2 separate regions of the Homo sapiens genome follow, and region 1 is linked to region 2. Evidence: chromatin loops called from intact Hi-C (ENCODE). Cell type or tissue: PC-9. All regions are shown on one strand. Links, peaks and the distances in the headings refer to the core of each region. The heading gives the core; the rest is flanking DNA. Region 1 overlaps MYO9A (myosin IXA). Region 2 overlaps THSD4 (thrombospondin type 1 domain containing 4).

What was found. A loop is a pair of places that touch in the nucleus more often than their neighbours do. Peaks named below come from ENCODE experiments on the same cell type or tissue, not always from the same donor. Only the 100,000 strongest peaks of a DNase experiment are listed, where the experiment ranks them.
Region 1: a loop joins it to region 2, with 19 times the contacts of the local background. A loop is called at or near these places in 1 of 110 quality-filtered maps.

Annotation. Positions count from the first base shown.
Region 1 is chr15:71,973,171-71,978,550 of GRCh38, reverse strand. MYO9A (myosin IXA) reads left to right here. Exons shown (of 42, transcript NM_006901.4): 12 at 259-380. It also overlaps a transcript of MYO9A-AS1 not described here. Among named protein-coding and RNA genes, the nearest start is that of MYO9A-AS1, 18 kb to the left of the region's middle. In PC-9, for the core only: no CTCF peak of the experiment used is centred there; a DNase peak (open chromatin) is centred at 2,830; H3K4me3 peaks cover 2,142 bases; H3K27ac peaks cover 3,639 bases.
Region 2 is chr15:71,744,614-71,749,993 of GRCh38, reverse strand. It overlaps THSD4 (thrombospondin type 1 domain containing 4), which reads right to left. Exons shown (of 18, transcript NM_024817.3): 12 at 4,759-4,888; 13 at 2,952-3,156; 14 at 1,400-1,573. Among named protein-coding and RNA genes, the nearest start is that of THSD4-AS2, 56 kb to the right of the region's middle. In PC-9, for the core only: no CTCF peak of the experiment used is centred there; a DNase peak (open chromatin) is centred at 2,243; H3K27ac peaks cover 2,177 bases.

The DNA.
Region 1 (5,380 bases), core at 250-5,249, 230 kb before region 2:
AATCTAGCCCTACATTTTGATTAGAATGAACTTAGAACTGGCATTCTAACAAAAAAAATTTGTGGCATGTCTTTTTAAGAGAAAACAAATACGTTGTATTAAGATTTGTACAACTGAAATTATACATTCTTTCATTGTGTGGATTGGTGATTTTTAAAATCTTAGAATTTTAAGCAGGGTAAAAGCTTTTCAATCTATATTATATACCTATTTTCTGCAAGATGAATAAATTGTTATTTTATTTTTTGGTTTTTCTAGGAGGAATATAGAACTGAAGGTATCAGCTGGCACAACATAGATTACATTGATAATACCTGCTGCATAAATCTTATTAGCAAAAAACCAACAGGACTGCTTCATCTTTTGGATGAAGAAAGCAAGTGAGTGTGATTCTTTTCAATTTTGTTATTGGCTGTTTTGGCTTTTTATCTCCTTTTAAGTTTAAACTTTTTTCTTACATTACCAAATAAAGAGCCAAATTTTTTTTGTACAATTTATTTTTTTATTTATTTTTGAGACGGAGTCTTGATCTGTCACCCAGGCTGGAGTGCATTGGCCCCATCTCGGCTCATTGCAACCTCCACCTCCTGGGTTCACGCCATTCTCCTGCCTTAGCCTCCAAAGTAGCTGGGACTACAGGTGCCCGCCACCATGCCTGGCTAATTTTTTGTATTTTTAGTACAGACGGGGTTTCACCGTGTTAGCCAGGATGGTCTCGATCGCCTGACCTCATGATCCACCTGCCTTGGCCTCCCAAAGTGCTGGGATTACAGGCGTGAGCCACCGCGTGTGGCCACAATTTTTTTTTATATCTGTGTGTTTCTAGGTAATTAGGATGGGCTTCATTACTTGAATTCATTTTTTTCTTAAGTTCTTCTAGATTTATTCAATACACCTTGATGTCAAACTTGTTGACTTTTTTTTTTGGTTACATGTTTCTTTCTTTGTAAATTGAGCTTCATGTATGAGATGTGTTTGTAGTTTTCATGTTTAGCAGAAAAGAATATCGTGATAGGCCAAACGTGGTGGCTTATGTCTGTAATCTCAACACTTTGGGATGCCAAGGCGGGAGGAGCACTTGAGGCCAGGAGTTCGAGACCAGCCTGGCCAACATGGTGAAATCTTGTCTGTGCTGAAAATATGAAAATTAGCTGGGCATAGTAGTGCAGGCCTGTAATCCCAGCTACTTAGGAGGCTGAGGCATGAGAACCGCTTGAACCCAGGAGGCAGAGGTTGCAGTGAGCCGAGATGGCGCCAATGCACTATAGTCCAGCCTGGGCGACAGAGCAAGACTTTGTCTCCAAAAAAACAAAACAGAAAAAAGAATGTTATGGTAAATTAGTAATGTCTGCCATGATCGTGCAGTGTAAGTGGCAACATCTGCCAGTTATTTACTATTCCTTGATAACACTGTTCAATATAACTGAGTTAAATATATGCTTCAGAAATAATGCTTTATGTAGCATTCTTCAGAGTATTCTCAACAATGTATAAAATACAGTTGATTATCCTAAGAGATGGCAAATCTAGATTTGGAGAAACTGAGATGAGGTGGTTGTGAGGTTTTTATGACTGTTTAGTAAAAAATTTAGAAATTGAATTTATTTACCTGATTTCTAGTTTAATATTCATTAGACAAGATAGAAAGTATTGAGGATTTACTATTAGAGGTAAGATGATTGTGTAAGGTGGTAGAATAAAAAGCTAACAGAAAGAAGACTGCTAACAGTTTAGTGTCACTCTGACCTACTCTATCACTAGTCAACTTCCATTAATCTAAAGAAATTAAAATGCTGTTAACACAAGTAAAAAGTACCTTAATTTTCTGTCCAGAGTTTTGTAAAAGTTTCTTGCATTACTCTATATGCCCCAACATAATTATTGTCTCTCATAAAATTGTAAGGTTTGTAATTCACTGTTTGTATACCCTACCTCTGGTATATGTTTATTTGGGAAGGCTTTATAGGTGATTTTGATATTCCGTGTTGAGAACCGTTGTGGTTGATAATGGAATGATTAGCATTTCTTTTTGTTTGGGGAATTTTATAGTAACAAAAGAAAGTTTAAGAAACAATCCAAGAAAAAAGATTATATAGGTAGGAAATGGAGGACCTGAGAGTCAAACCTGTCAAGTATTTCTGACTAATAAGCTTGTGCTTTGAAGTATTATATTGCTTCCCTGTAATATTTAGGTGTTAGAGTCAGAAGTCCAGGACTTGTATCCCATTTCTATAACTACTGTTACAGAAAAACTCTCAAACTGTGTTTTTCCTTTACTCTAACACCACAGTAATCAACACAGAAGACTTCTGTGACCAAATGTGTGGGGTTTTTTCCCCACTAATAAGCAGTGGACACCAGCTGGGTATCCTCTATTCAGATTTGACACTGTCTACCTGGAGGTAGTATCAGATCCCACAGATCGAGGGCTCAGTCCCCAAAACTGCACCTCACCCCACCTTCAGACCCCCGCCTGTAATCCATGCCTCCAGAACTTCTGACCAACCAGGTTCTCCTTGAGTTCAATTAATTTGCCCGAGCAGCTTGCAGAACTCAGGGAAAACGAAACAATGAGGAGCTGCGTAGGACGAGGTGTGGGGGAAGGAGCACAGAGCCTCCATGTCCTCCCTGGGTGTACCACCCTCCAGGAACTCCCACATGTTCAGCTATTCAGAATCTCTCTGAATGCTCTTTTTTGGGGTTTTTATGGAGGCTTCATTACATAGGCATTACTGACAACTGTGTAGAAATGTGATTGGACAAAAAGAGTATGATCTCATACTAATAGACTGAGTGAGAAACCCAGTAAGGCCTGTTTGTCTAGATTCTTCTTGGCCTCTCTGTGCAGCATTCTTTCCTTCAGAGTATGGGGCAGGACCCTTTCTGGAATGAGGATCTTTTGATTCACAATCAGATTAGAGACCTGCCTTGGGCAGGTAAAAGGAAGACAGGAGGTTAGAGAGAAAGATTCTGTTTCCTGAGGCTTGCTCCTGTGACCTGCTCCTGAGACCTAAAGCACTCCTGTGACCTGCTCCTGAGACCTAAAGCACCCCAACATTATAACAAAAGACTACACCAAGGGCTGTGGTAGTTAATAAGTCAGGAACCATGGACGAAAACCTACACACACACACACACACACACACACACACACACACACGATAAAATCACGTCATAGGCCAAAGGGCTGTGGTAGTTAATAAGTCAGGAACCATGGACGAAAACCTACACACACACACACACACACGATAAAATCATGTCATAGGCCACGCCCTGGCTTTCAAACATGGATCCTTTACATCATCAAAAGAATATACAACTCAAACATACTGCTACATTACTAGAATCCCATTCAGTCATTAGTAATTAGTCCAGTTCATTATCATGTTGTATGAATATGTCTCCCAGGGAGAGACCACTCAAGTTTGCAGGCTTCCTTTCAGTCTTGTCAGATTCCAGAAGCAGGAGCAGTCTCCGCAAACATACAACTTTTACCTTTTGAGCATCTCTTATAACTGAGTTAAAGACAGTGTCATCTCTTGCTCTGAGCTTCTTTAAATGTGTTAATGTAATGTTGGATTTCCCTCAATGAATAACCCATTTATTCCTGTCTTTACCCTCAGCTGCTATTCCTCCTCTCCAGTAGTTCCCAAACTTTTCCTCCTTTGGAAGGCACATTAAGAATTGCCACTGTGCTGGTTTAGATTGCAGACAACAACTCTAGTCTAGCAAGTACCTCCTCCTCAGTCCACTCCCCTTTAGATAGGGTAAATTACATGGGTGCAGAACTAGTGAGCTGTTTTTATGGCCAGGAAAAGTAGTAGTTGCATTCACTCTTAGCCCCAATTTTGCTAGATAGAGTGAAGGTACAACCCACCCCCATTATGCCCTTAGGAATTTTGACTTAAGGTTTAAAAATGTAGTTACAGTTTCTTGCTTAGAAATCATCCCTGCTTCCAGCACTTGCAGTTGCAGCCCTTGTCCTAGGACCACTGCATCTGGTAGCGGAGAGAAAAAAAGTTTTTTCTTTTTGAGGTCATCTGGGGAAGAAAAAAATTATAGTTGTTATACCAGTGTACTCCTCCCTTGGGAAGAATTGGATAGTCATACCAGCACCTTCCCCAACCGCCTCTTTCCCAGATGAACCAGAAAAACAAGAAAAATCTAAGGGGATGCTCCTTTAGTCCCACTCATGTTGAATGTGAGCACACACTCGTGAAAGCATGCAAGCCAGCCCTTCATTCTTTTATCTTCCTGTGTTTTAGACAACCAGTGTTTTAATTGCCCATCCTACTCCTTCATCAAACTGTTACTCTGAGGAGGATTTTTTTTTCCTCTTTGTTGGACATGGTAGGCTGTACAATGTGTTTCTCGTTCTGAAAAGATGATGATTGTCCAAATCCATGCGATATTTTCTGTTTTTTGGTTTTTGTTTGTTTGTTTGTTTTTTAAATGGCACTCTGAGCATTTGCATCTTCCACTGGGTAAGGAAAGCTCACTTCAGAGTCGGTGACTATTCCTGTCAAGACCCATTCATTTGTAGCCCCCCAGGGCTACCAGCATCAGTCTCACTTACCTTCTACATTCAGGGTCTTCCCACTAAGGAAACTGCCACATAGCCATTGGAAGTCTCAGACTCTCTTGCTGACAAAAAGAACAGTTCTTATTGGCATTTTGTGCTTGAGAGAAGGTGTAAGAGGAATGTCTAGATTTAGCGCTTCTCAGCACTGCTGTAGTACCCCCATATCTGCTCATTTCATGGACCTATGTAGAAGGGACCCCCTTAACTACAGCATTTACTGTAACCTCGTAAGTAGATAACAGACACATTCATTGGGCGAATATCCTTATCATCATAAAGCTAGTCTTACGTAGCTTGCATATGAAGCATATCAGCTGCTTCATCTGGGTTGTTCTGCTTGGCATTTCTAGGGAAAGTTGGGCAATCCCCCTTTCCAGAGTAAAAAGATCATACAGTGGCTTTTATCCAGTCCACTATGCTGGCTGTTGCCTTGGGAATAACGTCCTGTGTGTCTCAATCATGTATAGATGTCTGAGATTGCTTAGTAGTGAGCCCTGTGTCCTACATCAACCCAAACATGTTTTCCACGGTAGCATTTAAACCAAAGCTACTGCCCCTAATGTAGTTACTCTCATAATCCATTTTAGTAAAGGTTCTTTAGGAAGCTAATGATACCAATCTACAAAATGGAACTATTCCTTCACACTATGCAAATTAATTGAACTCAAGGAGAAGCTGGTTGGTCAGAAGTTCTGGAGGCATGAATTATTGGCTGGTGTCTGAAGGTGGGGTGGGGTGCAGTTACTTCGTTTTGCCCTTTTTCCACATTGACTACCTTCTTGGTAACCACATGTCTCA
Region 2 (5,380 bases), core at 171-5,170:
GCTTCGGGAGGCCGAGGTGGCAGATCACTTGAGCCCAGGAGTTTGAGACCAGCTTGGGCAACATGGTGAAACCACAAACAAATACAAAAAATTAGCCGGGGTGGTGGCGCGCACCTATAGTCCCACCTACGTTGGCGGGAGGGGGGCAGGGGGTGCTGAGGCAGGAGGATTGCTTGATCCCAGCAGGTCGAGGCTGCAGTGAGCTGAGATTGCACCACTGCACTCCAGCCCGGGCAATAGAATGAGACCCGGTCTCAAAATAAATAAATAAATAAATAAATAAATAAATAAATAAAAATTTAAAAATATAAAAATATTAAAAAAAAGAAAGAAAATAAATGTAGAATCCCTGGCTCCTCCCCACACCTGCTGCCTCAGACCTACACTTTAATGCGGTTCACAGGTAACGTGTACGCACGGGATTCTAGCAAGGGAAGTGGGGCAGAACTAGTGTATCCGAGAGGTAGGCCGCTAACCAAGGTCAGAGATAGCCAATCATGTCCTCATCCCAGGTAAACTCCCTAGATCTCCTAGAGAATCCAGAATCTGGACTTGGTGCCTCTCACAGCTGTGCAGCTGCCCTGGGCAAACCCTCTGACTGGCCATCCCATGCCCGCCAATGCGCCGATCCCACCAGGAAAGGAAGCACAATTCCTTATCTCCTTCCTCTTTTCTTCTCCCTGTCCCAAGGTATGTTCTACAATTTGTTTAGTGTCTTTTCTCAAACTTCATTTTTGATTGTGGTAGAATACACATAGCATGAAATTGACCATCGTAACCACTTTTAAGCCCACACCTCCAGGGCATTAGGTGCATTCATGCTGTTGTGTAACCAACATCACTCCATCTGCAGAAACCCCTTTTCATATAAATCCTCCTTTTGCCTTTGATGGATGAATTTAATATATGACTGTTTTCCCTTATATCCAGGTAACTGGTGGGCTAATGGTTGACTATATATGCCTTTGAGTTATTCTTTGACACCTGAGACTTCCCATGGGAGGCCAGGCTACTGGGGAGGGAACGGGGTGTGGGATGTTTTGAGTTGGCAAAAAGCAGTAGAGGGGCCTGCCATTGCTGAGTGTCTATGAGACACCAGGCACTTACAAGACATATGAACGATGGGATGTAATGATTCACTTCACCTAGTATTATGGAGTGACCACATGGAGTGCTAAGGAGAATTCAATCAAGTTTTGCATACACCCTCCTCACCTTTGGAGACCCTCAGTCCTCACATAAGGATAGAAAGCCTACGATAATTCCTCTCTGGGCCTTTTTTTTCCCCCCAGAGCCAGAAATCAGTCTTGGGATTCTGAGCTAGTGACTCATCTTTGTGTGGTTTTGGAGGCACCTGGCAGACCTCGGTCCCCGGCGCTCTGCCCGCCATCACACTCACCCTTTCGCTCCACTCGGTGAGGAACCAGCTCTTGGCACAGGGTCCCATGTCGCAGTTCTCAATGTCATTCGGCCGGAGCTTCATGTTGCATTCCTCATCGTCAACCACATCCCCAATGTTGCTCACACACTTCACATCACGGGTCCTCTGTCCCACGCCGCAGGGCACCGAGCACTGAAACACAGCACACTGACGTCAGGGGAACCAGCAGCTTCAGCTCTGGGAGAGAATTGCCAGTATGGAGCCCGCAGCCTTTGTGATCAGCCCCATGAGACTGAGGCTCTGTCATGCATGTCACCAGCTGGGGCAGGGATCTGAGCCCTAGAAAACTCCACAACCCTTTTCTACAAGACCTTCTTAGATGCCTCGCCTACTGTAAACTAAAAATAAAATCCTAAGCCTCCCAGCTGACTGAATGGGCCTCCTCTTGGCCAAGGAGACCCCCAGAGAAACCTTAAAAATGGATTTCCTGGCCATGACAGGATGGAAGGTTGGACACACCCTGTCATACCACCTCCGTTTTGCAGTCTAGACACAACCGACCAGCACTGATGTTAAGGGAGAAATCATAAGACTGACAGAATGGACTCTCTGTGGCAATAAGATACCAAATTATAAACAGGACCCAACGCCATGGCAGGCAAGGGGTTAAGTCATGCACCTCTGCCCTTGAAGAATAAACTATGTTCTAAGTTGCCTGGGAAGAAGGTCTTAGGATTCATGGCTTACATCCTGTTTAGAGTAAAGAATATTATTGTCAGTTCCTCAAATCTTATTGTGAATTCTTCAAACTGTTGACATACTGATTAATACGTAACCTGTGGACATTGAAGAGGACACTGGTTTGTTTGGTTTGTTTCTGAGTCATAAAGTTTTGCTGATTTATTTCTGACTCATGAAGTTTTATTGACTGTCTTGCACTTAAAACATTTTAGCCTGTATGTCGTCATCTGTAGCCAGTGATTGCAACCTCTGTGCTGTACCCTCCAATGAAAAAGACAACTCCGATTCAAGGGGTCCCCGTCTCCTCTCCTAAACTTTCTTCTAAAAGCCTTTCAACTTGTAACAGACTTTGGAACATGTCCAACGTTGTTCGTGTGTCTTCTTGGGCTGATCCTTACATTGGCTTCCAATAAATCTTTTATCAAATTATTTCTGCCTTAACAGCCTTAATTTTGACTGACACTACTCTATTCTTCCAGGCCTCAGTCTTTTCAGCTATAAAATGGGTAGGGAAAATTGGAAGGAGTTGGCTCTACCAGCAGTTGCCAACCTTCACTTCACCATGACTCACAAAGCAGATGAGGCCAGTATCAGAGGGCTCCCCCTGGGCTCACTCATAAAGTTGGCTGTGGGTGGCACACACTACCCTGAACTCTATTGAACTATTGGTACATCCTGTGGTTTGCAAAAACAGCCGTCCAGACCCCCACGGGACGGGTTCCCTCCTGTGGAACTCAGGGTTACCCATCTCAGGTCTTGGTGGGGGAGGCTGGAAAGTGTGGTGGGAGCTGGAGAGGGAGCTGCAGAGCGGGCTGCCCTGCCTGCGTACCGAGGTCCAGTCGGTCCGGATCTGCCACTCGCTGCAGATCTTGAGTTGGCAGGTGCTGGTGGTCTCAGGTTTCTCCAGGTGCTGGCAGCGGTAGGGCTGCACCGTCAGGCTGCGGTTGGCGTACACCTGGCGGCACAGAACCTGGCGGTGCTGCATGCCCAGGCCACAGGTCTTGCTGCACTCAGACCACTCCCCGATGTCCCAGCTGGTTCAGGAATGAGAGAGCGAGAGTGAGAGACAACCTTCAGTCAACAGGAAGTCAGCGTGAGCCCGCAGCAGCGTACACAGAATCATCAGAATCACTATGGGTAGAGTTTCTTACTAGAGCATTGCTTGAAAGTCAGCCTAGGCTGGGCACAGTGGCGCACGCCTGTAATCCCAGCACTTTGGGAAGCTGAGGTGGGAGGATGGCTTGAGCCCAGGAGTTCGAGACCAGCCTGGGCAACATGGCAAAACCCCGTCTCTACAAAAAATACCAAAGTTAGCTGGGTGTGGTGGTGTGTGCCTGTAGTCCCAGCTACTCGGGAGGCTGAGGTCAGGGGATGGCTTGAGCCTGGGAGATTGAGGCTGCAGTGAGCCATGATTGTGCCACTGCACTCCAGCCTGGGCAATGGAGTAGGACCCTGTCTCAAAAAAAGAAAAGAAAAAGAAAAAGAAAAAGTCTGCCTAAGGGTCATCTGACTCTGTAAAGGCAGATAAATTTGCCTGACACTTGACATGCTATTTACCAGTGATTAGGGCCCAGATTCTATGAAAAGTTATAGAAAACTGAAAACGTACAAATGATTTTTATCTAATTAAAAAAAAAACCTCCAAAGGTTAGTTTTATTACACTGTAGATCATTAACTCATTTTTGCTACTAACTTAGGAATCTTATTCTAGCATTATTTTTCATTAACAATTCCCGTATCAGTTTTGCAAACCCTCCTCTGTCATCTGCTCTGTTATTAGTTAAATGAGACATCAGCCCATGCTCACCATATACTTGGATGAGAATTATATTTTTATTACTCTGCAAATTAGGTTTTGACCCTTTTAGGGCCCTTTCCCCTTGTTCTTCTTCAAGTGTCCCATTTATCATTCAATAACCAGTTCAAGGCCAGGCGCAGTGGCTCACGCCCGTAATCCCAGCACTTTGGGAGGCTGAGGTGGGCAGACCATTAGTGCTCAGGAGTTCAAGACCAGCCTGGCCAACATGGCAAAACCCTGTCCCTACAAAAAATACAAAAATTAGCCAGGCGTGGTAATGTGCACCTGTAGTCCCAGCTACTCGGGAGGCTGATGCAGGAGAATTGCTTGAATCCAGGAGGCGGAGTTTGCTGAGATCGTGCCACTGCAATCTGGCCTGGGCAACAGAGCTAGACTCTGCCATAAAAACAAAAACAAAACCAAAAAACCGAAACAGTTCAAGACCTCTCCCGAGACACTTTTCTTGGCCTCTCCAGGCTGATGTTTTTGTGACTTGCATTATCCTCTCTCTGTGAACAGCTCACCTACGACACCAACTACACTGGCTTCTCGTTTTTTGCTTCCTCCTTTGTTTTCCTTACCAGGCTCAAACCTAATTGCTCCAGCTTTGTCAAGGGTGGGCTTCCCAGAAGTGGGTTGACTTGCTAAAGGCTATCAGCTCCTGAGTTCATCCTGAAAGACAGGTGTGCCTGCTAAACAGACTGCATTTTATGCATGGTCCAAGTCTTGTATTTCTAACTCAGATTTAGACTGACTTATATCTGTTCCTAAGGTCCTGTGCATAAGTGACCTGAAGTGACCCGGTAATAGGCGACCTAAATGGAGGGGCCTTCTTACAAGGCTGGGCAAGGGAAGATGTTGCAGGGCTCCTCCTCGGGGGTCGGCTTCATGCTGGAGTCACAGTAACTCTCAGGAGCCTCTTCATGAGTGCTTCTGTGCACACAGCGGAAAATAGGGTACTGCGATCCTGCAACAACAGGAGAATGTCTGAAGGACAGTCCCACACACTGGAAAGCTGGGCTATGGGTGGAGATGCACAGAGATTCGGGTGCTGATGAAGAGAGGGCACAGAAACAGTGAGGACAATTCACACATGCATGCACACTTACGCTCCCCCTTCATTTGAGGGTTTACACACACCTACCTCACAGGTCTTTGCTAGGAACTGTGGGGGTGCAAAGAAGAGCCTGCCCTAAAAGGAATCAATAATCTATTTGTGGACACGGTCTAAATATGCTCAAAGGCAGATACAAAGCATCTTCATTATAGTTCAAGATAACAAAAGAGAGATTCCCTAGGCAGGGGAATGATTATAGAAGGAACACAAATAGTAACTTTTCTAAAGTTCTCTGGAAGCGTCAAAGAGAAAGTGTCCTAAATGGGCCAAGCTTCGTTCTAGAGAAAGAATTGGGTTTGGGTAGATATGTGCATGTATATTTTGGAGGGAGGAGGCTGTCTA